Linked DNA regions of Mus musculus: region 2 is linked to region 1. The links are chromatin loops, found by intact Hi-C in ENCODE. Cell type or tissue: heart. All regions are shown on one strand.

The links. Hi-C counts contacts between places; a loop is a spot of excess contacts. Peaks named below come from ENCODE experiments on the same cell type or tissue, not always from the same donor. Only the 100,000 strongest peaks of a DNase experiment are listed, where the experiment ranks them.
Region 2: it touches region 1 in a loop (2.7-fold over the local background); 1 of 42 quality-filtered maps calls a loop at or near these places.

Annotation. Positions count from the first base shown.
Region 1 is chr8:105,533,099-105,535,598 of GRCm38, reverse strand. The region is part of intron 2 of Atp6v0d1 (ATPase, H+ transporting, lysosomal V0 subunit D1); the gene reads left to right. Among named protein-coding and RNA genes, the nearest start is that of Hsd11b2, 16 kb to the right of the region's middle. In heart, a CTCF peak has its summit at 1,423 (motif pointing right); a DNase peak (open chromatin) is centred at 1,468; H3K27ac peaks cover 1,181 bases.
Region 2 is chr8:105,365,781-105,368,280 of GRCm38, reverse strand. It overlaps Slc9a5 (solute carrier family 9 (sodium/hydrogen exchanger), member 5), which reads right to left. Exons shown (of 16, transcript NM_001081332.1): 16 at 1-275. Among named protein-coding and RNA genes, the nearest start is that of Plekhg4, 6.2 kb to the left of the region's middle. In heart, a CTCF peak has its summit at 1,009 (motif pointing left); no DNase peak of the experiment used is centred here.

The DNA of each region.
Region 1 (2,500 bases):
GCAGGCAAATTTCTGAGTTCAAGACCAGCCTGGTCTACAAAGTGAGTTCCAGGACAGCCAGGGCTACACAGAGAAACCCTGTCTCGGGAAAAAAAAAAAAAGAAAGGAAGAAAGAAAGAAAGGAAGAAAGAAAGGAAGAAAGGAAGGAAGGAAGGAAGGAAGGAAGGAAGGAAGGAAGGAAGGTGGGTGTTTGAGGGAAGAACTAATAAGGATGGGAATCTAGACTGAAAAAAACTTTGGCTGAGTCCAGAGCCAGGCCAGGAGGGCACTACACAGATGCAGAGTGAGTGGTGCTGAGGGGCAGACAGTGACAACAGGGGTGGTTGTGTGCCTGCCACAGAGCAGGCAGTCTGTGTGAAGTAGACTCTCAGCGTGTAGTTTTAGGTGACCTACTCAACATTCACAATCCTAACACATTTAATATGCTGCTAAAATGAGGGCTGTTACCAGGCCTAACTTGCCCTGTAACTTGTGATAGAACCTGCATTCAGGGTTCTTTAGCCATGAAGGATACTTTTACTTGGCCCATTTCATGGTATTTTCTCACAGGAGAACCCCCTAACCTTGGAAGAGAAGTTGGGAAAGTTGTTTGTAGAGGGTCAACTTGGTCTCTGGGACATCTTCAGGTGGCCCCTAAGTGCCATTGTTTTTAAATGAAGCAGGTCTCAAGCAAGGGCCATCCCTGGTGTATAACAATTGCCTGTAGCCTACGTGTCCACTGGCAGAAATTGTGTGGTTTAACCTGTACTATCTGGGAGAATGACCATCAGTGGAAGTGGACACCTGGAAGGAACCTTTGTCCCAGGACATGGTCTCACATGTCTAGTGGGTCCCCAAAGCATCTCTTACCTCCTAAGTGAGGCCATGTTGCCTCACGTTGGCCCTTCATTGTCCTAGAGTGGTCACTGGGTTTCCTCAGGCCTTCTTATCCTGACTGTTCCCAATGAGGCTCTCGGGCTGCTGTGGGTTGTTCCCTTATTGCTCTTTAGGATGGAAAGGAAGCCAGCACTGACCCTGTTCTTTCTGACCTAGGAAAAAGCATGACTATGAGGGACCCTTCAGGATTCCAAAGGCTCAGATCAAATAGGATAACTCAACTGGGCCTTTGAGGAGGGTCAGGATTTTAATGAGGAGATGGTCAGAGCCTCACTAACTCTTCTGTAGTCCACATCTCATTCATTCTGGTTGCAAAGGGGAACTTGAGGCTTAAGGGGTAATGTGCTAAGTAGAAAAGGTCATAGCAGAGACTTCTGTTCATTTTCAGCCCTGGGTGGGGTTCCTTGGAACTAGATGTAGTTTAGTACAGATAATGTCACTAGCAACAAATGAGGCTCCTTGGTGGGGGCTGCAGATAGGCCATTTGGCACAAGTACCTGGTTATACACAGCCTGCCAGCCCAAGTGCAGAAAAGCTATGTTGCTCCAGCAGGTGGCACCAAAGGGCACAGTGGAGAGACAGGGTCGGCTAGGGACTCTAAAGGTTTCTTGAAGGAAGTAGCTTCCTAAACTGTAGCCTGAAACTTCTCCCACTCCAAGCTATTTGGAGGCACAGGGCAAGGGAGGGCCTTAGGGCAGAGGATTATAGACTGCTCTACCCCCTTCCCCCATCCCCCACTCCAAAAGGGCCTCTTTGGCCTGGCAGGCAGTGGGCCATCCACTCCCCAGCTGTCTTCCTCTGGAGGGAGATGCTGACCAGCTGGAACTTTATTCTCTCTTTTGAGGCCAAATGAGGGGAGACATGGCAAAGCAGCTTTCTGGGGGCAGGGAGGCAATTTCTGAAGACCAGGCAAAGAGGAGGGAGGTTTCCTGTTTGCTGAAGGTAGGAAGGCATATGGCTGGGTCTTATCTCTGCCAGGCCTGTCCTGCCTTCCATCTCCCAGGAAAGACGATCCTGAGCCTTGCTGTACAGGAAGGGAAAGCAGGGGCCTCCACTGAAGCAATCTTAGAGTTGGCCCCGGGGAGGGAAGTACTCAGCCTGGCACAGGATACAGGCTGGCCTGGCCTGTGTAGAAGGAGGAGTTAGAAGGGGCTGAGTGCTGTGATTGTGAGTGGCCCTAACTTGGCCCAGCATTTTTCTCTGTACTCAACTAAGGCTTATAGCAAGGAGAGGTTTGGGGAAGCTAGAAGGGAGGGGAGAGCTACTACTGACTTCTGCATACAGTGTCAGAGCTGAACCATGAACTACAGCTGGTTTCTTCTACTCACTAGAGGTATAGCAGTGAAGTCAGGTGGCAGCATTTCCCTACAGGGCTTTCTTCTGAGGCTGGTCCAGGGCTCTTAGAAGTACTCAGACAGTCTTATTCCAGTCTTGTCCCTAGCCTAAACAGATAAACAGAGACCCTGGCTTGTGGGCACAAGGGGGAAGGAAAAGTTTAGACTAAGGAAACTGGGGTTGTGGGGTCTCTCTGAGAGACAGAGGTGGGAGTTTAGAGCTAAAACATAAAGCTTTGGCTAAGCCGGGCGTGGTGGCGCACGCCTTTAATCCCAGCACTGGGAGGCAG
Region 2 (2,500 bases), 170 kb after region 1:
CAGGTCAATAGGAACCTGGGGCTCTTCAGTGACCAGAGGGTGGGGGGGTAAGCGGGTTAAAGTCGGGGGCTGGGTGCAGGGAGGGGATGCCAGGCTCTCCAGGGACGAGATGCTCTGGTTCCAGCCTGTCTGCATGTCCACAGGCACGATCTTGGTTGTTTCTGAAGACACATACACAGCCAGGTCTCCCTGCCCACTCTTCCAGGGTAACTCCTTCTCTGCACAGGTTGGGGATGGGGGAATGATGCGTGGGCTTGGACACACCTCAAGGCTTCCTGGGAACGCAGAGAGAGTACACATGAGTTTATTGTCAATGCAGGGGAATCCTCAAATGTACCCGAGGTCACCATATTGCACTCATCTGTGCTGTACTCAATAAATGTCTCCCTGGGAGGAAGCATCGGACTGCTTTGGTTGTCTTGTGTCCTAGCACTAGCAGAGAGTTGCACACAGAACCGCTGTCCACAGGTACATACTGAACAAATGGTAATTAACTACAGCTCAGGAAAACCAAACAAGAAGGATGCCTTGTCTCTGATCACCCTCAGTTAGCAGCAGCAGCTCAGAGACCGGATCTTGCTAAGGCTCATTCTGACCAAGCAGTGAGACACCCTACTGAGCTGTGACAACAACTGTGACAACTCCACTTGGGACTGGAGAGGTGGCTCAGAGGTCAAGAGCACTTGCTGTTCTTGCAGAAGACTCAGTTCCGTTTCCAGGACCAGGTCAGGCAGCTTACAACCGCCTGCAACTCTAGCTCGAGGGCATTCCCTGCCCTCTTCTAGCCCCTGACAGCATCCACAAATACATGGAATAGACAGACACACTCACTACACTTGTTAAAATAAATCTTTAAAATGTCTCCAGATGGGGACTGGAGAGATGGCTCAGTGGTGAAGAGCACTGGCTGCTCACCCAGAGTTCCTGAGTTCAATTCCCCCGACAAGCACATGGTGGCTCACAACCATCTATAAGGAGATCTAGTGCCCTCTTCTGGCCGCAGGCATATGTACAGGTAGAATGCTGTATACATAATAAATACATTAATTAAAAAAGAGAAGATTCTGGACTTCACTGAAGTCCCCTTTGGAGCAAATTTTTTATGTTTTGGTTGTGAGCCTAGCCTTTAACTGCTGAGCCATCTCTTCAGCCATGGAGCAAACTTACTATCCCACCACATTCTTTTGTTTTATTTTGTTTTGTTTTTTTCAGATAGGGTTTCTCTGTGTAGGGCTGGCTGTCCTGGAACTCGCTCTGTAGACCGGGTTGACCTTGAACTTAGAGACTCACCTGTCTCTGCCTCCTGAGCACTGAAATTAAAGGTGTGTGCCACTACCACCACCTGGCACCACCACCTTATAAACCTGGTATAATTTTTATAAGTGAATGAATGTCATTTTCTACAGGGAAACTTCTGAATCATAAAGTTAAGAAAAAACCCTTGATTTGTAGGTGATTTAAATTACATCAAGAAATTGTAAGTATGTATATTTAAATTTCTCAAAGTACAGAGGAGTTTAGAAGTCATGTAAAGCTGATCTGGACCCAGACAGAAAGAAATCTGTCCTTTTGAAATCTGATTCAGGGAATTAAATTATTTAAGAAATATTTTCCTGATTTTTTTCCCTAAAAGTTATTTTCATAGAAACCACAATACAAAGGCACAGCAAACTTTTGATCATACACTGTTGGGGAAAATGAGAGGGAAAAAAAGGAATATCTTTTGTTTTGAATGTACTTGAATATCAAACTCCCAAAGAGTTACTTTGTGAAAGAGATAGAATTGGTCTTGTACTGCTTCAGGCTGTGCCTGAAGATTTTACAGAAATGATGGTCCAGTATGAGGAGAAAAATTCACAGAAAGATCAGATGGTGGATTTTTGAGAAGGAAACTCTGAGGTGGCCATTTTCTCCAAGACCATGATTGTGAAGTTCAATAAGGGCCTGGATTGCTTCTTCCATAGATCCCAACGGAATGAGAGCCATCTTAAGGTCTCTCTGAAAGAACTTAAAGCCTTCACTGAACGTCCAGCCTCTGGGAACAGGTTCTTCTGATCATGCATTGTAACAGAAGGAGCAATGTTGGAAAGACACCGTGTGGCTGATGCAGAGAAGATATTTTGGAAATTCTTTTATCCGGGCTTTTTAAAGCAATGCAGGGGACTATTGCTGAAGTTCTTGGTCAGACCTTGGTCTTCCTGTCCCTCTCTAGGGAGCTGGATGGCTTGATGTTTGGACAGTGTAGCCTGAAGTACTTTAGAAGGGACTTATTAACTGAATGTAAAGTGTGGTCTATGCTGCATCTTTACTTGCACAAAACTGCTGCAAAGGGGCTGGATGAGGTAGCACACACCTTACTTCCAGGACTTGGAGGCAGGGTCAGGAGGATTGTGGGTTTGAGGCCAGCTGGGCAAGCCTGGGTTACATAATGAGACCTTGTCTCAAAATAAACAAATACAAATAAAAATCAAGGGAATCCTCCCAGCTAGGATTTTTTTTT